5 separate regions of the Homo sapiens genome follow, and all the other regions are linked to region 1. A link is a contact called in ENCODE Hi-C or POLR2A ChIA-PET data. All regions are on one chromosome and are shown on one strand. Each heading gives the region's core, a stretch centred on a gene start or an enhancer-like site at or near the end of the contact. The rest is flanking DNA. Distances are from core to core; before and after follow the strand shown.

What was found. A loop is a pair of places that touch in the nucleus more often than their neighbours do. ChIA-PET counts read pairs that join two places held with the same protein, here RNA polymerase II (POLR2A). Pooled maps may share reads with other maps.
Region 2: a loop to region 1 is called in a pooled map, with 2.5 times the contacts of the local background. The contact joins two enhancer-like sites. A Hi-C loop is called at or near these places in 3 of 50 pooled maps.
Region 3: a loop to region 1 is called in a map with no recorded cell type, with 12 times the contacts of the local background. The contact joins two enhancer-like sites. A Hi-C loop is called at or near these places in 2 of 37 single-sample maps with no recorded cell type and 10 of 50 pooled maps. POLR2A ChIA-PET finds 5 or more read pairs at or near these places in 2 of 52 experiments (activated CD4-positive, alpha-beta T cell and activated T-cell).
Region 4: a map with no recorded cell type shows a loop between it and region 1 (4-fold over the local background). The contact joins two enhancer-like sites. A Hi-C loop is called at or near these places in 2 of 37 single-sample maps with no recorded cell type and 2 of 50 pooled maps. POLR2A ChIA-PET finds 5 or more read pairs at or near these places in 2 of 52 experiments (WTC11 and activated CD8-positive, alpha-beta memory T cell).
Region 5: a pooled map shows a loop between it and region 1 (13-fold over the local background). The contact joins two enhancer-like sites. A Hi-C loop is called at or near these places in 6 of 37 single-sample maps with no recorded cell type and 9 of 50 pooled maps.

The regions. Positions count from the first base shown.
Region 1 is chr1:117,650,809-117,656,139 of GRCh38, reverse strand. No RefSeq gene overlaps it. Among named protein-coding and RNA genes, the nearest start is that of TENT5C, 47 kb to the right of the region's middle. RefSeq lists enhancers at 80-149, 968-1,127. Within about 2 kb of position 1,944, at least 11 of the 41 ENCODE cell types and tissues checked have a DNase peak (open chromatin) inside an H3K27ac peak, as active enhancers do.
Region 2 is chr1:116,987,290-116,992,280 of GRCh38, reverse strand. PTGFRN (prostaglandin F2 receptor inhibitor) reads right to left here. Exons shown (of 9, transcript NM_020440.4): 9 at 1,928-4,991. Among named protein-coding and RNA genes, the nearest start is that of CD101, 12 kb to the left of the region's middle. RefSeq lists an enhancer at 1,001-2,200. Within about 2 kb of position 1,565, at least 15 of the 41 ENCODE cell types and tissues checked have a DNase peak (open chromatin) inside an H3K27ac peak, as active enhancers do.
Region 3 is chr1:116,736,598-116,741,702 of GRCh38, reverse strand. It overlaps the pseudogene NEFHP1. Among named protein-coding and RNA genes, the nearest start is that of CD2, 15 kb to the left of the region's middle. RefSeq lists enhancers at 2,619-2,828, 3,297-3,596. Within about 2 kb of position 2,767, at least 5 of the 41 ENCODE cell types and tissues checked have a DNase peak (open chromatin) inside an H3K27ac peak, as active enhancers do.
Region 4 is chr1:116,791,785-116,797,358 of GRCh38, reverse strand. No RefSeq gene overlaps it. Among named protein-coding and RNA genes, the nearest start is that of CD2, 40 kb to the right of the region's middle. Within about 2 kb of position 2,443, at least 2 of the 41 ENCODE cell types and tissues checked have a DNase peak (open chromatin) inside an H3K27ac peak, as active enhancers do.
Region 5 is chr1:116,824,164-116,829,673 of GRCh38, reverse strand. No RefSeq gene overlaps it. Among named protein-coding and RNA genes, the nearest start is that of CD2, 72 kb to the right of the region's middle. RefSeq lists an enhancer at 2,093-2,282. Within about 2 kb of position 2,298, at least 5 of the 41 ENCODE cell types and tissues checked have a DNase peak (open chromatin) inside an H3K27ac peak, as active enhancers do.

The DNA of each region.
Region 1 (5,331 bases), core at 695-3,194:
TGCCCATTGCCTCATCTCGCACGTGAGGAGGGTAACCATTCCCAGCCAAGAGCTACTATAAGTATTAAATTCCAAAAGCAGGAAAAGTGCCCTGCACAGCACTTGGCACCCAGGGGGTTCCCTTTGCTCTTACTACTGAATTGTCCAGCATGCCCCAACCCATGGCAGGCGCTCAGTAACTCTGATTTCCTTCCATCCTTCCTTTTCTATGTGGTCAGAAGAGTGGTGTGACAGAGAGGCCCGGTGCTGGGAATCCACGTTTGCCCTGCTGCCAACTTGCTGTGTGGCTTTGCGCAGCTCACACAAATGTTGTAGATCACTAAAATGTTGCTTATAAAATGAAGGGGTTAGTCTAGATTCAGTGTTCCAAAACCCTGAAGGAACAAACTCTGATGTGATGAGAATCTCTCAGGAACCTGGTAAAACATCCAGCTTCTTGAGAAGATTTTTAGAGATTCCCTTAGAATTCTGGAGACCTGGAATGGGCTGAGGTTAGAATTTGTCTTTTAAATGGGTACTTTGGGCGATTCTTGACATTAAGGTGGTCAAGAGCTCAATGAGCTCGAAGGTCCTTTAGAGCTGTAAAGTCCTGAATGCTCTGGTCCCACAATCCACATCAAGTGTGTGTGTGTGTGCGTGTGTGTGTGCACGCGTGTGCGCGTGTGTGTATATGTTTTGAGAGGGAGAGAAGTTGTGTCTCCGGACTGATTTAACTGTCAACTGGGCACTCGATTTCAAAAAGATTTGAGGCTGTTAGCTTGACGTTGCATGATCATCTCACGTCCTGGCAGCCAATCTGCAGGGGTGAGCTGTTTGTCGCTTTCTCCTGACTCATGTTTGCTTATCTCCAGAAAACTCTGCACCTTCCAAACGGGCACTGCCCCAGGGCCTGCAGCTGGAGTGTCCCAGGCAGCCATTCTCGTAGGCAGCGCTTTCACAATTTTCTAGAAAATTCACCATTTTCCCAGCCCCACTCAGCATGGGTAGGGGCTCCACCAGGCCATGTGTGAGGGAGTCAGCAGCCAGAATGTGGAGCCCAGAGGCGGGAGGGGGCAGGGGCACACACCAGAGGCAAGAGGCTGAGCTGGTAGGGGTGGTAAGAGCACTTGTCTTTGGAATCAGAAGCCTACTCCCTGAGTCCCAGATCTGCCAATTACAAATTGCATGCCTTGGGCAAATTACTTTACATGTCCAAGTCTCAGTTTCATCATCTATAAATTATCTGTGCAGAAGGCACTTCTGAGAGTTCAATGAGATCATGGCCAGCCTGTATAGTAAATAGTGAAACTGACCCAGCTCACAAGTGGTTACCATCTCCATACAGCATTGTTTCCCAGTTCTCTTGAAAGCTACACCTGCGTACCACCAAGTTTCTAGACTAAACCCAGTTTTTTTCAGACACATAGACTGTGGAAATGCAAATACTGTAACATCCGGAGAGCACTGTAAGTTACCCTCCCTTCCTGCCTGTTTTCAGCCTTATCAGTAAAATCACTGAATCCCCTAGGCCTCAGTGCCCAGCCTCAGGGTTTGTTGAGAGAGGGAAGACCCAGAGGGCAAGGGTAAAGATTGACCCAGAGACTCAGAGGGTAACAGAGCTGTCCTGGGCTCAGGGAGCTGCAGGTGGGCTCTGCAGGGCATTGACCGTGTGCTTGTGCACCTCTGGGTGTGTGTGTGCTTTCCTTTGTATGTAATTAGTTGTAAATGCACATATTGGTATGTGTGTGTAGCAGGTGTCCACACTGTCTGGGTGTATGTGACCCTACAGAGTATTTTTTCTCCAGAAGTCTCCTCCCTAGCTCATCGAATTGAAGCCCACACACTAAAAACGGGAGGCTGTGGTTTTGATTCTGGCTGTCCCCTAGTCCCTGCCTATCAGGCTACACGTGGGGACTGCAGGCCCCGTGGGTGGCTGAGGAAATGAGTGGGTGAGTGGGCCTCGTTGTGGGTACTCCGCTGCCTCTGCCAAGCTCCCTAGCCTCCTCCCCCTCCCCCTTCAATTCAACAAGGCTCTCACTTGCATTATTCCGTGAAGCCTTATGAGAAACCTGTACAGACACTAGCATTAAAGAGCCAAAGATTGCCAGAGCCGAAAGAGATCTTAGAGATACATAGTCCTACTTCCTACTACAGAGGAGGAAACTCTAAAGCACAGAGAGGTGAAGTGACTTGCCCAAGGTCACACAGCCAGTTGCTGGTATTCTCCTTTATTCATGGACGAGCATTTGTTTGCATTCCTGCTATGCATCTGGAACTGTGCCAGGTGCTGGAGAAGATGCCAGGAAGCCTAACTCAGGTCAGGAGCCAGAGGAATTATTTAGGAAATGACATTTAAGCCATCACTTCCCAGAAGGGTGACTGACAACAACTAAGTCGGAAGAAAGGCCCACGCAGGGGAAACTCTGCAGGGAAGGGCTCCGAGGTTTGAAAGAGCTTCACATGTTCAAGGAGGACAGGAGCGAGGGTGTGAGGATGGGGAGATAAGTAGAGGCCAACTCGTGCAGGGAATGTGAATGTTATCCCACACACTGAGGGAACATGTAAGCTGGGGAGGGCAATAGTTTTAAAAGACCATTTTTCAAGAAGACACTGGCGGGAGCAGGAGCAGAAGTAGAGATGAGCTCTGTGCTGTTCCTCCTGTGCTGTCACAGGCAGGCACAACCTCACTACACCTCACAACAGCCCTAGGAGGGGTGCTGTGTGCCCTCTTCTTCCAAGAGGCCAGGGCCTGCCTAGATGCCGCTCAGCTGGCAACCTGTGGAGCCAGCACTCCAATTTCACACTTTTGCCTGCTAAGCCTTAGTCCCTTTTCTTTAAATTGTCTCCCATTTACTCTTCAGCCCCCTGGGATAGGGCTTTGTCTCCTCTGCTCCCTGCACCTGACTCTACAAAGTCACAGTGATGTGCGGCATCCATTCGCCTGTCTGTACAGGACTTGATGCTGCCAACCGCTCCTCCCCTGGCTCCTAGGACATTGCATTGTCCTGGTTCTCCACCCGCCTCTCTGTCCACTCCTCAGCCTTCTCCGGTTTTTCCACCTTTGCTAATTCTTCCTGGATAGATGCTCCTCAAGGAATCTGTCCTGGCTGACTCTTGCTTGCTTGGGTGCTTTACACCACAGAGGAGGCTCCAGTTACCATCTCCTCACTGTGATTCCCAGTTGTCCATCCCTAGCCGGCCTCCTGGTCTGGAGCTCTGAAACTATACTGGTAATTATCTGCATCCTCTTCTGGAAATCAGCATGACCAAAGACCCCAGACCTTCTATCCATGTTTTCTTCTCTTGGTTAATGACATCACCGTCTACCAAATTTCCCACTGCAGAAACGTATTCCCACGCCTCTCCCTACACATCATTTCTTCCACATCTAATCTGTCATATGTCATCCAATATTACTTTCTAAATCCTTTTTCAGTCTTTCTTTCCCATCCCTATGGCTACTACCCTAATTCATGTCCTATCAACCTCCTTGGCAAGGTATACAGGGCCCCAGGGGTGAAACTAGGATGAAGGGGCCTATGCCCATTCATCATGGCCTGTCATAACAGGAAGCCAACTCAGAGGCATCAGGCCTTCTTCCAGAGAAAGAATGTCATCTCTGTGCAGGGGTGGCTAAGAGAAGGCCAGCTCTCCCTAACCCAATGAGACCAGCATGTGGGTTTGCACAAATCTGTCCTGGGTAGGTCTCCCTGCCCCTCTCTCTCACCAATATGGCACTTCCCTCCCCAAAGGGACCCATCACTGCCAGCCATGCCCCATCACATATTCACACAACTCACGGTTGCTTAACCTGGTGGACAGATTCTAAGATGGCTCTCAATGCTCCCTGCCTCCTGGCATGTAGGTCCCTTTGTCTGTCTCTCTGTTGACTGTGGGCAGGACCTATGACTTGCTTTTAACCAAAAGAACACTGCAAAGGTGGTAGGATGTCATTTCCGTAATTATATTACATGAATTATAATTTCAATCTTACTGAAAGACTCTCTCTATTGCCTTCTTGGCTTGCATCCTTCAATGAAGCAAGTGCCACTTCAGAGGGCTCCATGTGCGAGGAACTGAGAGTGGTCTCCAGTTGACAGACAGTGTTGGCCCTCAGTCTAACAATCTGCAAAGAAGTGAATTCCACTAGCAACCACATCAGTGAGCTTGGAAGTGGATTCTTCCACAGTCGAGCCTCAGATGAGAGCCCAGCCTTGACCAACACCTTGACTGCAGCCTTGAAAGCGACCCTGAAGCAGAGAACCCAGCTAAGCTGTGCTCTGATTCCTGACTCTCAGAATATATGAGATAATAAATGCATGTTGCTTAAAAGTGCTGAGTTTGTGCTAATTTGTTACAGGACAACAGGAAATAAATACACTTGCTGTCACTTACGTGTGAACAAAAGGAGGTGAGCTCTTTCTGCTGTAAGCAGGGGCATATAACAAACAGATGTGCACCAACCTCAGCACAAACCTCAGGACCGCCTCATCTTACTGGCCTTACCTGTACATTTCCCACCATGCCAACTTCTCTCTCACTCCCTGTACCTATATTTTCTCTGCTTAGAATGAGTATCTGTCCCCTTTTCTTGGCCTGTGAAGTCCCTTTTATCCATCCTGGACTGCCTGAAATGACACTCCCTCCAAGAAGCCCTCTGAGATTGACCCTTCCTATGGGATCTCATAGCTCACTAAGTATCCCTCCACCCTGAACCAGCTACAGGATCTTGTGGCTCCCTGCCCTGAGGTCTCACTCACCACTCAATGCCCCACACCTCATTGTATTCATCATTTTATACCCAGGGCCTATTAAGTATACGATGCAATAACTATGCACTGAATGTGTGAATAGTTCAGCCTCACATACCTCCTCTACCAGGAACATCACAGCCTGCAAGGGAGCTGTGTGACCATCCTGAGGGGAAGGCAAGGCCTTGCTGTCACCATGGTGGCCTGCTTTAAGAGTCTTATCATATGATATTTATGTAAGAGAGGGAGCTACCTTGGAAGGAGAGCAGATCTGGGTGAATGAAAGGCCCTTTTGTTGTGCTCAGAGCCAGGATGGTTTTGGATATGCAAGATATGCAAGCTAACCTGCACTAGGACAAAAGAGGAACCGGAGCGAAGGGAAACCAGAGAGGGGGAGCAGAGAGCCAATGAGATGCGGGGCACTGGGAACGACAGAGGGGCCATGGCCCATGAAAAATCCCCAATGGAGGGCAGACCAAGGACCAGGGATGTCTAACGTGCAATTTAAGGTTGTTGGCATTGCTGTTAGGGCTGCCAGATTTAGGAAAAAATTCAGGGATGGGGGGTTGGAGGCAGGGAGAGACATACAATGAAAAAAATT
Region 2 (4,991 bases), core at 316-2,815, 660 kb after region 1:
AGCCCTAAGCAATGAGTGTATGCATTAATCACCCCTTTTTATTTTCTGTTTATTGATGCTTTAACATCTGGGTCTTGCTAATCCTGGAGAGACTGCCCCTGCCAGGGCTAACCAATTCCTAGAGCTAGTTAAGGACTCTCCTGAGAGAAGCCTTTCGTATGCAAACCAACCAATCCAGAGCCTACACTGCACAACCTCCTCCACTGAATTCTTGCACTAAGGACCACTACTCCCTTTCCCAAATCACCCAGGATTAGGTACCAGACAACTAGGGACAACCCCTATGCCCTAGAGCTTGCTGAAATTATTCAACCTAGCCAATCCTAAGCCTGCCTACTCTGCCTCACCTATTCCTTCCTGCAAAAACCACAATAAAGCCCCGTGCCCATGTTTCCCCTGTGCCTTGACCCTGGTGCTTCCCTGCGCAGCCTCCCATGGTGGGGTACGTCCCTCCTCTTGGGTTCTATGAATATAACAAACCATCTTTTCTACGGCAATTGTCTCCTGATCTGTTGGCCCTGCCAAACCTAAATAATACTAAAACTTTCATTTTAAAAGTGTGTCACACACACTGGTCTGTGGGTTAGAGGAAGTGAGTGGTATTTTTTGAATGATCCAGTTTTGTGAAGAACAGGCAAGAGTGCTTCTGCTGTAAATCCCTTTGGGTCACTTAAGATTGCAATCACATCTATGAGGTACTTGTCTTAGTGCATGGCACATTGTAAGAGTCCAATTCACAATTTGGTACTGAAGCCACAGCAATGAATGGTTCCTATCCTCCCATCATTTTCAGACTATCAGACCATCTGTCAAGGGACCTTCACTTTGCCTAGAGAAGGAGAAGATGACCCCTGGGTCCTGAAAGAGAAGTACAAGTTAGGAGGAAGGAAGGCTGGATAGAAATAAGTTTCTAGGCAAGCAGATACTATGTGCCAAGGCCTACAGACAACTCAGCAGCAATTGTGCTTAGCACAATGCCTGGGCACACAATAAGTATGCAAGTAAGTTCCTGTTTTGTTTTTAATTTAGTTTAATGTTATTAATATAAATTTATAACTTAAATTTTAGGCAGGAATGGGTTCAGAAATAGGTGGAGGATTGCTAATGACCAGCTCTGACCGTGTTACCGTTGTGACATGAGTGGAACCCTCCCGGTTCGCTAAGAAGCATGCAATGATGGCTCATTTCCTAGAGCAGAGCATTAACTGTGCATTTACAAAGTGCAAGTGCCTTCTACATGCCTGGAAGAGTGCCAGTCATTGGGTAATGTTAGTGACTGGGACACGGACCCAGCCCTTGAATAACTCCACAACATGAAGTTGGTCCCTGGAAAGGACACAAAAGACAGAGAATGCAAACGAGGCCAAGAGGAGAGTGAATGGCGGAGGCCAGCCAAGGGCAAGCAGCTGTTCCAGGGGCCCGCAGGGAGTTGGGTTCTCGGTATTCACTCCTGCCCAGGCCTGCTGACGCCAGCGGCCTAGGGAAGACGATTGTTTTTCTATTACAGGGGCTGCTACCTTCTGGACTGATTTGGCCCCAGACTGCATCATGAGTCAGAAAAACCACTCCGTTCCAGTCACGATATGGTCACAGAACTTTGGTGTTTCCTCAACTGCAGAGAGGAACAATATCTAACTTCTCTCTTTCCTGAGAGGAGTCCTGTAAGGTCATGGGAATTCCCTGAAAGAGCAGGAGGCCTTCTGTAAACAATAGGATCCTAGCCCTCACCTTTCCACCCGGTGGGAACTTCAACATTGATCCCATCAAATCCATTTCTTCTCTTATCATTAGTGAAAATCTGCAATGCTTTTACAGGATTCAAAGAGATCAGAAGGTGCTAAAGTTGCTGCTGGAATCCAGTCACAATCCCTCACGCTGAAGATATGAAAGGACAGAGGCCAATATCAAGCTCCTCACACAACTTCAATTTAAATTAAACTTCCTTTAATGAAATAAAAAACAAATGGTGCATTGCATAATATTTGTGGTCACAGTATAAAACAATACAATTAGTTCATATAACATTGGATATGGACAAAAATACACAAGATCCTTTCTTTGTCTACGGAAAATTCTGCAGATCCTTATGTGCCACACTTAAAAAGAAAGTCAGCGTTTTCTCTTCTAGGGATCTGCACACATATTTATCACTGAGAATTTGGTCAAACAGTGGAGGAGAACTTACCCAAATCCCAGTTCCCTTCTTCCTCTGTTGTCATCGGTGAAGCTAAAAAAAAGTTTTCTGAAAGTAGCAAGTTGTGTAGTATTGCTTATTATTCCTGCCAAAAAGGCTCAGTCTTTGGCTCACAGATGTCAGTGACAAAATCATGGCTGCAGGCAGTCTGCAAAGCAAGAAGCAAGGGCCACCGGGGAAACAAACGAAGGTCTGGGCAGGAGGGGCCTCCTCTACCAAGATCTCAGGGAGCCCCTCAGATGGTGAGGGTGAGGGGGGGAAAGACACTCAAATAAATACATTTTTAAATTAAAATTTAGCCCAGTTGGTGAGTCAGAGTTCTACTGTCCCATGAAACATCTCAACAGTTGTTAAAAAGTCGATTTGCATTTTTTTTCAAAGTGAAACGTGTATGTAAACATCATAAAGTAAACAATTTACAGGAATTTCGAGGCTTCTATCTGAACATAGCTTAGGCTCTTTCTGGGGCTATTTTTATGATTAGGAAAAAAAATCCCAAACTTTTATAAAGTTCCTTTTTGTTAAGAAGTGCAATTCCACCTGTGTGAGACGCGGCTGGGTCTCTCTTTCATTCACACCAGTGCTGCTGGTAGGAACCTGTTCTAGAAGAGCACTTGTCGCAGGGGTGGGGTGGGGAGCCCTATTTGGTACAACAAAAGAGTGCATCTCACCACATTAAAAATACACATTCCTGGAAATTTATATCCCTAGAAGGAACTAGGTCCTTGGTACAATGCCCTGGGATTTCTCGCCCCTTCCTGCCAGCCCTCAGGTGACATGCAGCTTGGGCAGCCCAGTGGACATGGGGCAGGTGGGTGGAGGTCAATGCCTTAACAACTCCAGCCCTGAACTGCAGCATCAGTATGAAAGGAAAAGGTACAGTGTGTAAGCACCCATCACATTTACCACCATCGAGTGTCTGCTGTGACTCAGTCCATGGTTTTACACACACCCGGTCAGGTCCAAAGCTAAGCACCCTTTCTTCCTACTAAGAAGGGCCTGTGCCAATAAAATCCTGAATCTCCTTTTAATAGATGCAAGGGCTGAAAGGGCACTGGCTGTTACTAATACAGCACCTGTTTAAATATCTGTTCTCTCTTTAATTCTCACTTGTACAATCACCTACAAGCTGCCTCTTCTGAAATAGCAGTTAGGATATGTTATGACATGCAGAAAATACCCAAATCTAGTGCCAACAAGGCCTCGTCCTCTTCCTCTAGTCACTCAGGCCCTGGTGGGGTATACTTGTTGCCCGTCTTCCCACCACAGGCCCGGGCCAAGGAAAGGCTACTGTCAATGCAGAATCTAATGTTTCTACCATGTGCATGGTCCCCTTGGTGGGGAAAACTCAATGGGAATCTGCTTCCAGGGGCGACTCGGTGATAAGTGCAGAACCGGCTGTGGGGGAGCAGGGGGAAATGGTGAGCCAGGAGGAGCACAACTCATCCGGCCCATGGTGACAAAGAGCTGCACATGAATGGCCATCATTTTGTATTAGTTTATTGCTCAAAACAAATGAATCTTTTTTTCCCCTTTGGAAGAGAGAGCAGTGTTAGATCCTTCAAAGTCAAGATAAAAGCAGAGGATTGCAATTAGGGCATGAGTCACCAGCGAGCCTCAGAAAACCCTACTGGGATGCTTCCGAAAGGCCAGTGCTGTGCAGGGGGCGAGACACTTCAGGGAGCGGGAGGCTCCAAGGACAGAGCTTTTAAAGCAGCAGCAGAAGCCTGGGATGTGGAAGATCTCTGTCTACTCTCCTATTCCTGATGGGAGCAGTCGGGCAAAGCACACCGCTCTTGACTCTGCTCTACAGGCCATTCACATAACAGCAAATTGCTGGGTTTCCTTCATGTCCCTATTAGGAAAGCAAAACATACCACAAAGTATACCCTTTCTCACTAACCCCCTGCAGTGGACCTTAAAATGACCTGAAGGACTGAAAAGGTCATAGAAAAAACATGGTGCTTCTAGGTAATTTCTGATTCCTTGAAGTCAGTCAGTCTTGCAAGTAGCAATTTGCCTTCAGGTTAAGGAGCCCAAGCACGTGTGAAGGACATGGCATATCTGTGGGTCCCCCTGCAAGACTCTTGGTGACCAATGCCTTTGCCCCCCACAATGGGCAAGAGAGAGGAATAGTGGTGGCTTCTTTAGCCTAACTTGCACCTGGCACCACTCTGACCCTCCTGGCCCCAGCTGCGTAAGAATAACTTCGTGGGATCCCTCTTCTGCTCCTCCTGGAGTCCCCTGAGACACAGTGGCCTCACAACTACTGGAGCAGGTATCTGATCCTTTCCTTGTCCCCATCCTCCCCTTCCTTGCAGCCCTTCTTACTGCCCTGGACAGAGGTGGCTGTGTATTTTTCTTCATATTCATTCTTAAGGCTAAGGTGGCAAGATAAGGTGCTCAGTGGAGAGCCAAATTGTAGATTCCAGGGCTGCCATTTCAGTGCTCTCACAGAAAACAAATACAAAAGAAATGGAAAAGGGGCAGAGAAGCAAAAAAAAAAAAAAAAAAAGCAGTTGGGCTCAATAAGAAGTTATATACTCCAAGTTTGGATTTCAAATGTAGTCTAAACCCCTGAAAACAGGGGGTGGGGTAGGGTCGTAAAAGCCACAAATTAGCCTTCGGCACAGGTCTGTGTTGTCTGTCAGCCGGGTAGAGGGTGGCGCTCAGCAGCTCTCTGAACACGTGCCTCCAACGCGGAAGCTGGCTCTCAGGCGGGCAGGCACATTCTCACTGAAGATAAAGAACTCCGCATGCCATCACCCCTTCCTCACCACAACCCCGCGAAACAAAA
Region 3 (5,105 bases), core at 1,518-4,017, 920 kb after region 1:
GAACACAGACTCCATGTGCTGAGTGCAGGAGGAGATAACTGAGTATCAGCGTCAGCTTCCGGCCGAGACCACAGAGCTGGAGGCACTGAAGAGCACCATCGACTCACTGGACAGGCAGTGTTCTGAGCTGGAGGACCGTCATCAGGCCGACATTGCCTCCTACCAGGAAGCCACTCAGCAGCTGGACGCTGGAACACCAAGTGAGAAATGGCGGCCCAGCTGCGAGAGTACTACCAGGACCTGCTCAATGTCAAGATGGCTCTGGATATAGAGATAGCCCCTTACAGAAAACTCCTGGAAGGTGAGGAATGTCAGACTGGCTTTGGCCCAATTCCTTTCTCACTTCCAGAAGGACTCCTCCAAATGCCCTCCATGTCCACTCACATAAAGGTCTAAAGCAAAGAGAAGATCAAAGTGGTAGAGAAGTCTGAGAAAGAAACTGTGATTGTGGAGGAACAGACAGAGGAGACCCAAGTGACTGAAAAAGTGACTGAAGAAGAGGAGAAAGAGGCCAAAGAGGAGGAGGTCAAGGAGGAAGAAGGGGGTGAAGAAGAGGAGGCAAAAGGGGGAGAAGAAGAAGCAAAGTCTCCCCTAGCAGAAGAGGCCACATCCCCAGAGAAGGAAGCCAAGTCCCCAGTGAAGGAAGAGGCAAAGTCACCGGCTGAGGCCAAGTCCCCAGAGAAGGAGGAAGCAAAATCCCCAGCTGAGGTGAAGTCTTCTGGGAAGGCCAAGTCCCCAACAAAGGAAGAGGCAAAGTCACTGGCTAAGGCCAAGTCCCCACAGAAAGAGGAAGCAAAATCTCCAGCTGAGATCAAGTCCCCCCGGGAAGGCCAAGTCCCCAGCAAAGGAAGAGGCAAAGTCACTGGCTGAGGCCAAGTCTCCAAAGAAGGCCAAGTCCCCAGTGAAGGAAGAAGCAAAGTCCCCTGAGAAGGCCAAGACTCTTGATGTGAAGTCTCCAGAAGCCAACACTCCAGCAAAGGAGGAAGCAAGGCCCTCTGCAGATAAATCCCCCAAAAAGGCCAAAAGCCCTGTCAAAGAGGAGGTCAAGTTCCCAGAGAAGGTGAAGTCTCCCCTGAAAGAGGATGCCAAGGCCCCCGAGAAGGAGATCCCAAAGAAGGAAGAGGTGAAGTCCCCAGTGAAGGAGGAGGAGAAGCCCCAGGACGTAAAAGTCAAAGAGCCTGCAAAGAAGGCAGAGGAAGAGAAAGCTACCGCCACGCCAAAAACAGAGAAGGAGAGCAAGAAAGAGGAGTCATCCAACAAGGAGGCTCCAAAGCCCGAGGTGGAGGAGAAGGAAGCTGCCATCGAAAAGCCCAAAGAATCCAAAGTTGAAGCCAAGAAGGAAGAGGCTGAAGATAAGAAAAAAGCAGCCACCTTAGAGAAGGAGGCTCCTGCCAAGGTGGAGGTGAAGGAAGACGCTAAACCCAAAGAGAAGACAGAGATGGCCAAGAAGGAACCAGATGATGCCAAGGCCAAGGAACCCAGAAAACCAGCAGAGAGGGAGGAGGCGGCAGCAGCAATGGAGAAAAAAGATACCAAGGAGGAGAAGGCCACTGAGTTCAAGAAGCCTGAGGAGAAACCCAAGACCCAAAGCCAAAGACGACCCTCTCAAAGGAGCTCAGTGAACCTAAGGCGGAAAAGGCTGAAAAATCCTCCAGCACAGACCAAAAAGACAGCAGGCCTCCAGAGAAGGCCACAGAAGACAAGGCTGCCAAGGGGAAGTAAGGCAGGGAGAAAGGAATGTCTGGAGCAGCCAAAGAAACTCAAAAGGGTCCTGGAGCTCAAGGATCAGAGTAATGCAATTTTTACTTTTTATGTAAGAAGAAACTGCTTAGATGACAGGGCCTCCCTCTTCAAACAGGAACTTCATTAGCAATATGTTAGCAAAAGAGGGCAATCCCAGCCTCCTGCCCCCACACCCTCCCGAGGCGATGGACAATTATGTTATGATAGCTTATGTAGCCGAATGTGATACATGCCAAATGCCATACGTAAATACTTGACTATAAAAACTGCCCCCCTCCTTTCCAAATAAGTGCATTTATTGCCTCTATGTGCAACTGACAGATGACCACAAGCAGTTAGAAACACATTATGCTTGAGATGTCTTAACCTGTTCCCAAATGCCTTCTGTTTTCCAAAGGAGTGGTCAAGCCCTTGCCCAGAGACCTCTATTCTGGAAGAGTGGTCCAGGTGGGGCCGGGCACTGGGCACTGAATTATGCCAGGGCGCACTTTCCACCTGTGTCCAGTTTCAATTGCTTCTGTGCAATAAAACAAAGTGCTTATAAAACGACAAAAAGAAAAAAAACTGATATTTGCCAGGGCTTCAGTGATGATCAGAAAGGCCACACTGTGTGTCTGTGGCCAGGTCCTATTGATGTTTATCTTGGTTGTATCTAGATGATCACAGCAGAATTTCAGTATCAGTATCAGCAGCAAAATCAGATTCCACAAACATTGTCACTGCCAGGCAAAGAGGTGAGTGTTCTCACAAAAGCAGCCTAATGTTATCGGCCACCAATGCATGCACCATGGCAGCAGATGTACTCTTTTCCAGCCAAAAAGTCTGTCTCTGAGAGCTTGTTCCTTTGTCAGGTGTTATCTCCTCCAAGGCAAAAACTGAGTTTTCTTTTCCTCTTGGGCTTCCCACCCACAAAGCAGAGAGGACAGAATCGGCCCACAGTGCCAGTTCCTGTGTGAAGCCTGGGTTCCGGATATGAAAGTCACTGACCTTGGAATTCCCCCAAGCGTTAAACACCTCTGAGAGAAGGGGTACATGCTTGTTGCTAGCTGTATAATCATGTGCTTTAAGGGAAAAGAGCTTTGAGCCACCACATGCTAGAAACACGAATTTAGGCATGTCATTTCATGTCTTTGCGTCTCGGTTTCCACATTTGTAAAAGAAGACAAATGCTTTGTTCTCAAGCCTATTGTGAGGTCAAATGAAGTGACGTGTGTCCAGGGTCTAGCACGATGCCTGGCCCTAGGAGATGCTCAACAAATGTCAGCTTTCTTCCCAGATTGCCTCTATGTTCCTGATAATGAGGCCAACTTAAGAGAATAAAAGAGACAAAATAGAGAAGTTTCACCTTCGGAAGTAAGTCAGGAGAACTCAAGCTCAGGGCTTGAAGACTTCGTAGCAGAGAAGTCGTGAACTGTAGATTGAGAAGAACTAGGAAACTTTATATGATTCCTTAGGTATGCGTTACTTTTCTCTGCTTTTTATTTTTGTTTTTGTTACCCTCCTCTTCCTAGTTATTTCTCAGGATTGCCTAAGTATAAAGCCAGCAGGGCCTGTGAGATTGTGATCTAAGAAGCTGTGATGTAGGGAGCAGGGGGAGACAGAGCCCTTTCTCAGCTGTTGGGCTTGGGATATGAGCCCCAGAACACTAAGGAGGTGGCGCCTGCTGCCCAGAGTAGAGGAAGATAGACTGAGGCCCTAGCTCTGAACAGAAAGGGTGGGAGACATCGGCTCGCCTAGGCCAGGAGAGCGGCCACCATGGCTAAGTAGTAGGAAGTCTATGCAGCTCTCCAGCAAACTGCAAGAGCCCAAAAAGTGCTGGTTGTATGAATAACTGAACAAGCAAGGTGAAAGAAGTGATGATGTAATGGAATTCAAGCTAAAAAAAGAAACCCAGGCTTAAAATGCAAATTCTAACTTTTTCCTATTTAGTATCTGTGTGATCTTCAAAGTAACCTCTTTGGGCCTCAGTTTTGTCATGTCTGAAATGGTGAGGTGCAGCCAGGTGCCGTGGCTCACGCCTGTAATCCCAACACTTTGGGAGGTCAAGGCAAGTGGATCGCTTGAGGCCAGAGTTCAAGACCAGCCTGGGCAACATAGTGAGACCCTGTCTCTATAAAAATGAAAATTTAAAAAAAAAAATGATGATCTGTGGGAAGGAGTTACAATCTGGCCTGCTCACTTATACTCAAAAGTTTGTGGTGAAGACTAGATGAGGTCACCAAGAAAACACCTACACCGAATGCCGGAAATTTCAGGACAGCATCGTGATGGTGAGGGTGGCCGTAAAAAACATCTGGGGAAAATCACTCAAGGGAAGACTTCTGGGGTTTGGTTCAGCCCTGGCCAGATCCCACTCCAGGAGAGAGGGCAATCTCTTCAGTCAGATGAGCTGATCATCTCAGGGCAACCCAGCGAATGTATCCCTTTCTGGCAGTTTCCAGGGTAGCTTTTTTCAAAGGACCGTGGGCCAAAGTCCCTGCCTGCTGCTGCCACCCTCTGGCAGCAACCTGAGCCACACTCTTGTCAATTTCACTGGTTAGAACATCTTTTACACATTCGTTTACATTTGCATAGTGTTTTCCAGTTTACACTTCTTCCCCCCTCAAGAATGATATTCTTTTATCCAAACAATATCCTTGTGGCATACACATTTTTGTAGTTGAAGAAACCAAGGCTTGGGAAAGGTAAATGGTTTGTCTAAGGAGACTTAGCAAGGAGATGAGACCAGGCTCTCTGATTCCAAGACCTGTGTTCTTTTCACTGTCATAGGGGCATGTCAGTTAGTTCTACTTCTGTTGTTGCACTTCTCAAACTCTGACAGAATCGGATATGAACATGGAGTTCTCCAGACCTCCTCTCTCACCCCATCCCTCCAACACATCCCCAAATTCTCCAGACCCCATCTGTATCTGCAGCTGCCTATGAGTGAAGGGAGGTAAGGACTACAGATATGAACAAGGCAGAGCAGCACCTGCTCTTCTCTGGGATTCAGACAGATGAAGGAGATGAGACAGATACCCAGGGACCTCAGGACCTGGGAGAAATGCACATGGAATTCACCAGAGGCCAAAGGGACTCCAGCTAGGTGGTACCTGAGCTGGTCCTGAAGAGACAAACAGGTTGTAAGTTCACAAAGAGGTAGATGCAGGACCTTCCAGGCAGAGGAAATGGCAGAAGCCAGGCTTCAGTGCACTGAACCGGGGAATACCTGCTCCGGTTGAGCAGAGGAGGGAGGCAGGTGGTGAAGCTGGAGAGGGAAGTTGGAGGAGATCTCGGCAGGATGGAATTCATACTGTTTTCTAAAGGCAACAATAAACCAGCCATCCTGCATGTCTCCCATTTATTCACTTAACAAATATTTA
Region 4 (5,574 bases), core at 1,194-3,693, 860 kb after region 1:
CCTATTGGCTTCCTTGACCTTGCCTACACTTCCTAAGTGGTCCCTCTATTGAAGTCTCTAGTTGAGCCATCTGAGTGACATCCTGCTTCCTGCCAGTTAACCGACTGGTAGAGAGGTGAACATACAGAAGTCATGTGAAGAGTCATTTTCCACTAAAAACAAGTTCTTACATCGTACTCGTTTTTTGTTATTCAACAAGATGTTCCTGACTTTTCAAAACCTTTCTGCCCAACTTGTTTCCATGAGCTTGTTTCATGGCAGCACCAGTGCTGACATCACATAGCACATGCCTGCCTCACGGTGGATGTTCTGAGAGCTCCTGCCAGCTCAGGGGGCTCAGATCCCTGGGCTGAAGGTACAATAATTGCATTGTGCAGGGGTCCAAGCCAGGTGCTCCCACATCTCAGGGCAGCACACAGAAGAGATGGCTTATTATTAATTCCCAGCCCTTCTCAGAGCTCCAGGTTGCACTCCAGGACCAGCCACAAGCATAGTACGATTTGGGGTGCAAAGAGACGGGTTCTCTGACTGTCCTTGGCATTTTCTTTACATACTTGCTGAAATTCCTAGAAGCCACTAGATTTTTTTTTCATAAGGTTCACATGGCCTAGCAAGGGAAAGCATCAGTGTTGATGGGGCTCAGGACATGCTAGTCCAAAATATTCTAAGCTGAAGGAATTTGAGAAAACAGCATGTGCAGGAAAGTCTCTCTAACCTTCCCCAATCTTCTCCATAAAACGTAGGAAGGATTTTCTCACCTTCCCCTGAAGCAGGTCATAAAACCTTCACATGAGAGGTGAACGGTTCCCTCCCTACACCCAGGGGAAAGGAGCATCCTTGTCCCTGGAGACACAGGGACATGGAGGGGAATCTGAACAACAAGGCTTGCTAAGTTTTCCCCAGTTTTGTCACCATTAATAGTTCCCTTTTGTCCTCCTCTCATATTTCTCCACGATTGTCCGTGCTTCATCAAACCTAGCATGAAAATATTCAGGCTTACCTGTTTCCTCATTTCCTGATGAGGGCTCCTGTGTCATGTAAAATTTATGTTAAATACATTGTTTTTGACCTTTCTTTTTTTTTAATCTGTTTTTTGTTACAGGGGCCTCAGCCATGAATCTAAGTTGGGTCAAGAAAAAGATATTTTTCCTCCCTTACAGTATGAGTGTGTGTGACTGCCTTTTCAGTGAGGGTGTAAATGGTGGTATCTGATCCTGCCCTGTAAGGAAGTGGGAGCACATATGGCTCTGAGACCCTGCCAGGTGGAAAGCACATAGAGGAAAGAAAGCTCCCTTTGAGGAATGGTCCCTGTGAAGACTTCCCCTTAAGAGAAGTTACCCCTGAGGAGAATTACTCCTGAGGAGTGCTCCCTCTGAGGAGAGACTCTGTCAAAAAAGAAAAAAAAAGAAAAAAAAAAAAGAAGAAGAACTTGACGTGTGAAGCATGCAGGAGCTGTGCTGAGTACAACATCCATGTGTCTTGTTTCGGTGGCTATCTTGGGTCTCAGTCCACCTGGAACAATGGACGGGTTGTTGACTAGCTGCCTTGCGGTAATCTCAAGGAGTGCTCCTCCTAAGGAGTGTTCCCCCCTGAGGAATGCTCCCCCTGAGGAGTGCTCCCCTGAGGAGTGTTTCCCTTGAGGAGAGTTACCCCTAAGAGTGTTCCCTCTGAGGAGAGTTCCCCTGAGATGTGCTCCCGCTGAGGAGTGCTCCCCTGAGAAGTGCCCCTGAGAAGTGCTTCCCTGAAGGGTATTCCCTCTGAGGAGAGGTCCCCCTGAGAAGTGTTTCCCCTGAGGAGTGCTCCCCCAAGGAGTGCTCCCACTGATCAAGACTCCGTTAGCCTTTCCAGCACAGATTCTCCTCTGAGCTCCAGGTTGAGGAAAGAGTCCCTTCTCTGGAAGGGGGGACTTTCTGGCTTTAAAAAGGACAGATTTCTCTTCTAACATCTAGGCAGCTCTTGGAGGCTACTAGTGGAGGGCTCCATGGGATTGACAGCTACTTAGGAGGGCACCAGGCCAGCTGCCCTGCATGCCACAGCCTCATTTCCTCTGCTATGGGGCTCTAAGGCCCAGTATATTCTGAGCAGGGCTGGCCACAGGCAGAGCTGTGTACGGGGTGGGTTGCCCCAACTCCCTTCCCCACATTAATCTCCTGCCCCTTTCTACCATTTCTATGCCTTCAGCACCCTTGCCAAAATGCTCTTCCTTCCATACAAAAAGGGCTGCACTCAGCTTTATTCATAATAACCAATTCTTAAAAGCAACCAAGATATCCTTCAGTAGGTGAATGTGTAACCGAGCACGGGTCTGGCTGCTTTGCCACTTGCAAGGTCCAATGACAAGAGTGAGATATGGTAGAAAGAAAGTGACTTTATTAACCAAAACTAGTAAAGCAGAAGTGAAAGTGACCAGATCCCCATCCAAAGTAATCACTTTAAATTTCTGGGGAGAAAACAAGAGTTTAAAAAAGGGAACTTGGCCAGGCATAGAGGCTCATGCCTGTAGTCCCAGCACTTTGGGAGGCCGAGGAGGGCAGATCACAAGGTCAAGAAATCAAGACCATCCTGGCCAACATGATGAAACCCCTCTCTACTAAAAATAAAAAAATTAGCTGGGTGTGGTGGCGCTTGCTTGTAACCCCAGCTACTCGGGAGGCTGAGGCAGGAGAATCACTTGAACCCAGGAGGTGGAGGCTGCAGTGAACCAACATCACGCCACTGCACTCCAGCCTGGCGACAGAACAAATTCTGTAAAAAAAAAAAAAAAAAAAATAAGAGGAACTTGACATGTGAAGCATGCAGGAGTTGTGCTGAGTACAAGATCCATGTGTCTTGTTTGGTTGCTATCTTGGGTCTCAGTCCACCTGGAACAATGGCCGGGTTGTTGACTAGCTGCCTTGAGGTAATCTCTGGAATTTTGCAGCTGGGTCTCCAGGCTTGGTCTTTCTGTCTCAAGATTAGCCCTTGGAAGGCAGCTTTTGATAATTTTTAGATCATACTATATTAAATCCCTGTGTATTCCATAAAAAAAAGATTAGCCCCTGGAACTTCTAAGTAAGAACATATTTAGATACTAGCATACAGTTAGATAAATGCAAAAGGAGTATATGGTGGGAAAGGGTGGGACATAGAGTCTACCTTAAGCTTACAGGAAAAGGCTTCTGCAGTTTGCTTCAAGGTTGTATTTAAAGACTAGGGAGAAAAGAGAAAGGGGACATTTAAAAAAAATGCATTTTGAAGTTAAGCTATTTGGTTACAAATGGATAAATAAACTATAGTAACATCCAGACAATGGAATATTATTCAATGTTAAAAACAAATGAGCCACCGCACCATGAAAAGACATGGAGAAATATTAAATCCGTATTACTAAGCAAAAGAAGCTAATATGAAAAAGTTACATACCATATGACATTCTGGAAAAGGCTAAACTATGGAGAAGTCGAAAAGATCAGTGGTTACCTGAGGTTAGGGGGAAGGAGGGATGAACAGGCAGAGCACAGAGGATTTTCAGGGCAGTGAAACTACTCTGTATGGTCTAATAGTGGATACATCTCATTATGTATTTGTCCAAACCCACAGAATGCACATAAAGAGTGAACCCTAATGTAAACTTTGGATGACAATGATGTGTCAGTGTGGGTTCATCATTGTAACGAATGTACCACTCTGGTGGGGGATGTGGATAATTCAGGAGGCTATGACTTTATGAAGGAAGTGGGTACATAGGAAATCTCTGTATCTTCCTCTCAATTTTGCTGTGAACCTAAAACTGCTCTAAAAAATAAAGTTGTTGTTGTTGTTGTTTTTAAGCTGCACTCTTCTGTGATGATTTGCATTTTAACAGTATTCAAACTCTTAAACCAGAGGTGAGCAGCCTTCTTTGCATACCATTTATTTTCCATGAAATGAAAATGCAAGGAAAACAACATAGATTCTCAAGACTTGGAATACTTGCTTTACTGAATAAAAGAAATGTCAATGAGGAAACTGTCATGGCTTTTTAGTCACTAACAAGTTAGTATCTGGACATTCATCCTGAAAATCATTCACCAGTCTGGTGGTTCTTCCATGTAGATCTCAGTCCTCAAGTTGCTCATCACTGCTTCATGCTGAAAAACATAATGTTTTTGTTTGTTTGTTTGTTTGTTCGTGACAGGGTCTGGCTCTGTTACTCAGGCCGGAGTGTGGTGGTATAATCATGGCTCACTGCAACCTCTGCCTCCTTGGCTCAAGCAATCCTCCCACCTCAGCCTCCTGAGTAGCTGGGACCACAGGTACATGCCACTACGCCCGTCTAATATTTTTGCATTTTTAGTAGAGATGGGGTTTCACCATGTTGCCCAGGCTGGTCTTGAACTCCTGGACTCAAGTGATCTGCCCTCCTCAGTCTCCCAAAGTGCTGGGATTACAGGCATGAGCCACGGCATCCAACGCAACATGAAGCTTTAATAGTGGCATTTCGGCTGGGCGCGGTGGCTCACGCCTCAGCACTTTGGGAGGCCGAGGCAGGCGGATCATGAGGTCAGGATATCGAGACCATCCTTGCTAACACGGTGAAACCCCATCTCTACTAAAAATACAAAAAAAAAAAAAAAAATTAGCCTGGTGTTGTGGCGGGCACCTGTAGTCCCAGCTACTCGGGAGGCTGAGGCAGGAGAATGGCGTGAACCTGGGAAGCGGAGCTTGCAGTGAGTCAAGATCGCGCCACTGCACTCCAGCCTGGGTGACAGAGCAAGACTCTGTCTCAAAAAAAAAAAAAAAATAGTGGAATTTCAGGCCAGGCACAGTAGCTCATGCCTGTAATCCCAGCACTTTGGGAGGCTGAGGTGGGCAGTTCAGGAGGTCACGAGATCGAGACCTTCCTGGCTAACACGGTGAAACCCCATCTCTACTAAAAATACAAAAATTAGCCAGATGTGGTGGTGTGCGCCTATAATGCCAGCTACTCAGGAGGCTGAGGCAGGAAAATCACTTGAACCCAGGAGGCAGAGGTTACAGTGAGCCGAGATCGCGCCACTGCACTCCAGACTGGGTGGCAGAGCGAGACTCCATCTAAAAATAATAATAATAATAATAAATAAATAAATAGTGGAATTTCAGTTATCAGCCAGTGGTATGGAGCCACTTAGGGGGCAGCAGGATTTACTAATCTCTCAGAAATCACACCAGTGGGCTCTCCTTGGACCTGGTCCTGAGACACAGATCTTTGTGAAGCATAGATGGAGATTTTCTTCCACATCCCTAACTAAAGCTTCTAAGAAAATCCTGCCCCTGAGAGGTAAGTGATATGACACACTGCTGACAAGTGCACTAGTCCCTAAGTAGCAGGAATTTCTGTTCTTTTGCTCCTCCTTGCTTTCTTAGAGAAATGTGTTTTTATGGTGTAACCAACAGTCACAGCTGAATCCCTTTATCAGCTCTGCAAGGGCAGGTGATGACACAGTGACCAATCTAGGTCACAGGCACCTTGTCTCTTCCTGTCCAGGTTTGCCTCTCCTAATGGACTTATTGGTGTGGGGTTCATTTATTCATTGGAACACTCACTGGGTCTGTAACAGTCTTACCTCAGGTAAC
Region 5 (5,510 bases), core at 1,049-3,548, 830 kb after region 1:
ACTTGGGAGGCTGAGGCAGGAGAATTGCTTGAACCCAGGAGGTGGAGGTTGTAGTGAGCCAAGATCGTGCCACTAATCATTTCTCTAATGATTAATGATGTTGAACATCTCTTTTCATGTCTTTTTTCTTCTTAAAGATGAGTATGTTTGTAAAGTGATGCAAATGACCCAGTAAAGCAAGAGCTTGGTGATGCAGGAGGTATCACGGATCTCTGCAGGGGCCATGTCCACAAGGAGGAGCAAAAAAGACTGAGGTCTACACTTCAAACCAAGGGTGAGGCTTTGATTATGGCAAGGACACTTCGACCTACTTACCTGGCCTGAAGAAGAGGAGGTACGTGGGAATGCAGGCTGGATTCTAGATTTGGTGATGGGAAGATGAGACCATTCCTATTTGAAACCTTCTATTTTTTCCATGTAGTAAGAGGTGAGTTCACCTGCTGAAGAGGGTGCAGTGGCAGAAAATGTAGAAAGTCTAAAGTAAGAACAAGAAGATATGAGTTAGTTACTCCAGAGAGTGGGAAACGGTCAGTGTTGAGGGAAGCTTTGAGCACTCTGGTCAGGCTTCTGGTCATGAATTCAAAGTGTGAGGGTCAGCCTGGCATAAGATTTTCTTTAGAAATATTTTATCTGGCCAGGTGCGGTGGCTCACGCCTGTAATCCCAGCACTTTGGGGGGCCGAGGTGAGCGGAACAGGAGTTCGAGACCAGCCTGACCAACATGGTGAAACCCTGTCTCTACTAAAAATACAAAAAAATTAGCTGGGTGTCGTGGTGTGCGCCTGTAATCCCAGCTACTTGGGAGACAGGAGAATCGCTTGAACCCGGAGGCAGAGATTGCCGTGAGCTGAGATCGCGCCACCGCACTCCAGCCTGGGTGACAGAGTGAGACTCTGTCTCAAAAAAAAAAAAAAGAAATATTTTATTTAGGCACATTGGATACAGGCAAGGAAAAACAGTTATTGAGGTTGTCAGAGAGAGGTTTTTGCCAAAAGAGAAAGGATGAGGAAATGGAGGGTATTTGTGAGGTAGTGTTTATCAGGGTGGGCTTTGGGCTGTAAGTCGGATCAGGAATGCAGTGAAGACAAGAGGCCTGCTAAAGAGTGACACATGATGTGTCTCAATGTAATTAAAGAGTCACAGCCAAAAGGGCACTAGAGCAAGTGGAAGAGAAGGACAGGAAATTAGTTGAGATTTTTTTTAAAGTCTACTTTGTTTTTTAGAGTTTTAGATCCACAGCAAAACTGAACAGAAAGTACAGAGCTTTCCCATATACCCTCTGCCCTCATATGTGCACAACCAACCCTGCTATCAACACACCCCACCAGAGTGGTACATTTGTTACAAGTGAAGAACCTCCAGATGAACCTCCATTGACACATCATTATCACCTTGATACAGGTTGGACATTTGTCCCCTCCACATCTCATGCTGAAATCTGATCCCCAATGCTGGAGGTGGGGCCTAGTGGGAGGTGTTTGGATCATGGGTGAATCCCTCATGAAGGCTGTGGTGCCGTCCTCATGGAAATAAGTAAGTTCTTGCTTTATTAGTTCTAGTGAGAGCTGGTTGCTAAAAATGAGAGATGGCAACTCATCTTTCTTTCTTGCCATATAATCTCTGCATGAGCTGGCTCCCCTTTGCCTTCTACCATGAGTGGAAGCAGCCTGAGGCCCTCATTATAAGCAGATGTTGGCGCCATGCTTCCTGTACAGCCTACAGAGCTCTGAGCCAAATAAACCTCTTTGTAAATTACCCAGCCCAGGTAAGACACACCCAAAGTCCATAGTTCACATTAGGGTTCACCCTTGGTGTTGTATATTCTGTGGGTCCTGACAAAGGTATAATGACATGTATACTCCAGTAGGGTATCACACAATATCGTTTCACTGCCCTAAAAATACTTTATACTCAACCTCTTCATCCCTCCCTTCTCCCAAACCTCTGGCAAACACCTTTCCTTTTAATCTCCATAGTTTTGTCTCTTCCAGTGCCATTTAGTTGGAATTATACAGCATGTAGCCTTTTCAGGTTGGCTTCTTTCATTTACAGTCCCTCCATGTCTTTTCATGGTCTAGTGGGGATTTCTGAGAGGGAAATTTCAGAGCTGGTGTTCTTCTTGGTGATGACAAAGTCTAAGCTGATTACAGGTATCGGTGGCTGAGACGAAGTGAAGGAAAAGGTTGCTGGAGGTGAACAGATGGAGGAAACCAGAGGCCAGGACGTTGGATGAGTCATCCTCGTGGTTCTGAAGTGAGTGAACCATCCCACTGTCAATCACCCTTGGAAGAGATAATGCCTGAGACAGGAAATGAGGCCTAAGAGGGACAAGAAGAGTTGCAGTTTCCTTTCCATGAGCCTTAAGAAGTGGAGCTCAGGGCTTTGTGCAGGGGTGCTGGGGTGAGAGGCTCTACGTAGGCTGTAAGTGATTGCAGAGCTCAGACATGGGGAGAGAAAGGTTGGCTTCTTCCTGAGTGAACAGGCTGGGAGGTGGACAGGATGGCATTCTATAAGCAGGCGAGGATTGCAGATTCTGTCTTCTCCTCTCTCTGACATGAAGGTTTATGCTATTTTTGTGGCTGTGTTGTAATACCCTTAACCTAAGCTTTAGGTACGAATCTTGTTAAAGATTAACAGTTTGGTTTTTGCTGTCATGGTGGGGAATGGAGGGAAGGACCTGTGGCCAGCTTGAGAGAGTCAGAAGAAAGCTGCTCCCAAGTGTGGTTGAAGGACTGCAGTGGAGTAAGCTGTGGCTGGAGACAGGGCCCGGCCAAGGGGGCTGGGCCAACCAGGGAAGACTTCGAGGGATGGGAGTTACCTCAGAAATACATGGGGTGAAATGTGAGGGAAAAACAAGTTTCCTGTAGTCAAAGGAGGCTAGGATAGGTTCCATCCCTTGTTTTAAAATAAGACAGTGACAGAGTTGTTTAGACAAATGCTGGTACAGACCTTACATTTGGATTATACTTGCATAAACAAGTGCCTGCCCCTCTTCCTCTTCATACCCTCTTCAAGTGACTTATTTTGTGGTCCTTTTCCCTCAAAGCTGCTCCTGAAGTTCATTTGCATACCATTTCTCAGTAGACAGAATGGGAGTCAGGGAAGCACCTCCACCCCTTCCTGACGGCCCACCTTTGCTATGGGTTAATGTGCCTACTCTGTGACACTCTATTCTCTGTGCGTGTGCCTCACAGGCCCACATAGGAGGACCAGAAGATGCAAGGACCTGGGTGTTCGAGGACCAGGGTCTGAGAGGACCAGGGTGTGCAAGGGCCTGGGTGTGCGATGACCTGGGTGTGTGAGGATCTGCGTGTGTGAGGGCCTTGGTGTGTGAAGGCCAGGGTGTGTAGGGACCTGGGTGTGTGGGGTGTGTGAGGACCAGGATGTGTAGGGACCTGGGTATATGGGGTGTGTGAGGGCCAGGGTGTGTGGGGAGCTAAGTGTGCGGGGAGCTAGGTGTGTTGGGATCTGGGTATGTGATGGCCAGGGTGTGTGGGGATCCCAGGACACAGGAACCAAGTTTGAGGACCCAGGTCTGCTTCCCATTTGCCATTCAGCACGTCACCACCGCCTGCTGGTGACAGGAGCGGCAGAAGGGTGCTCTGTAATGAAGGGGCAGGCCTGGAGCCAGCAAGTCCCATCTGCCCTTTACCATAAACTGTCACACAGCACTCGGAACAGAGTTTATGGCCTTGGCTGTGTTCCCATCTTCTGAGTCTCAGGCTGTAAATTATACCAAAGCTGTAGGTCCTGCTGGCTGGGCCCTGGCCACCCTGAGAGGTGGGAGAAGAGGGGAGGACAGATCACACTGTGGACTCCGTCCCCCTCCTCTTCTTTGTGTCTGTCAAAATCAAATTAAGATCAACATCCTGAGTGGCCTTGACGGGGAAAGAAGCTACACAGTGGCTGCAGGATTTGAGGTTTGGAGAGACGGTAGGAATGGAGAAGGGAGGAAGAGGGTCCTAATCTGTGGAACATTTGGAGGAGGCCAGGTCTGTTTTTAGCCTGGGCTGGTGGAGCTGTCTCATTCCTCCCCTCCTACTCTTGGCTAAATCACTCAGCAGCTGAGCCGGGGCTGGGGGTGTTTTCCTGCCCCTCCGCCCGTCCATCTGTCCAAAGGAGTGTCCTGTGCTCACCACACCCAGCTGCCCCCACCGAGCTGGGAGTGGCTCTGAGGCAGTTTGGAATAAGATCTGCTAAAAACAGAGTTGAGGGAAAGGAAAACATTGAATATTAACATAGCAGGGAAGATGGCTGAGGACTGAGAGAAGCACTGCATAAATCTGCATGGCTAATGCAGTCAGGAAAGAGAAGCTGAAAGCCCTGGGACATCAGGTCGAAGACAATGGGGAGTTGTGAACTTGAGGGCAGGAATACACAACAAGGGGAAGATGCTGTCATTTTGGAGTAAGAGGCATTGGGAAAGGAGGAAAGGGGGTGGAGAAGGCAGATGTGATTTTCTAAGCAAGTGAAAAGACAATGAGGTAATTGTTAGCCAATCGGAGGCAAGGATGGAATTTGAACCCAGGAAAGGGAATATAAAAGACCTCTAGGGAATTGAGAGTGCCACTTTCCTGTCCCCTGATTGAGGGGACTACGGAGAACAGGAAGGCCGGTTGGAGGCCTGTGCTTCTCAGTGCTCATGTCTGTGTCCCAGATTTCTCTTTGTGCTGTTTCCAGTGTGGGAATTGTGCTTGGAAGAACATCTCCATGGGCAGGAGGACAGCTCTCCCTGGGAGGAGACCTCTCTTTCTCTAGAGGCCTTTGTCTCCCTGAATCCCCTTCCACAAGGGCAAGGTTCTTGGCCAAACCCCCTTCCCTCAGCAGGTGTCTTCTTCCCACACCTCAGCCTCCATTTCACAGAATGTTGACTCACAGTCAGGAGAGACTTCCGGGATCCTTCAGGAATCCCATCTTTCACATCCTTGACAGGTGGCCATCCGGCTTCAACATAAGCACTTCCACAAACAGGAGTGCAGTTCCTCACAATGCAGCCATTCTAATTTTGGGCAGCTCAAATTGTTAGCAACTTTTTCTTTTATATAAAGAAAATAAACACAACTCACTCTCTAACATTCACTGATTTTACTTAGAGTCATACCGAATATATTTAATCTGTTTCCAGTATGATAGGCCTGTCAATGTGTGTAGGATTACTCTCATTCCCCAATCAGTCTTCTGCTTTCTCAGTAGTTCCGGTTCCTTCAGCCACATCTCTAGGGAACAATTTCCTCATCACTTCTCTCCCCAGTTGCTCTCCTCTGAATATGCATCCATTTTTTACTTGGTTATTTTTGGTGTTTATTCATTCATATCCCCAATGTATCCCAAAGGAGACTTGAAGGAGCTTGCAAAAGCGTAAATGATACAGCAGGATTATAAAAGTAATGGAGGAAATATTAGCGTAGAGAAATAAGTGCAGGAAATATTAACCCAAGGTAAGTGTAGTGTACAAACACATGCCATACAGATCTCTAAACCTGGCTAGGTATTAGGCTCTAAATTTGCCTT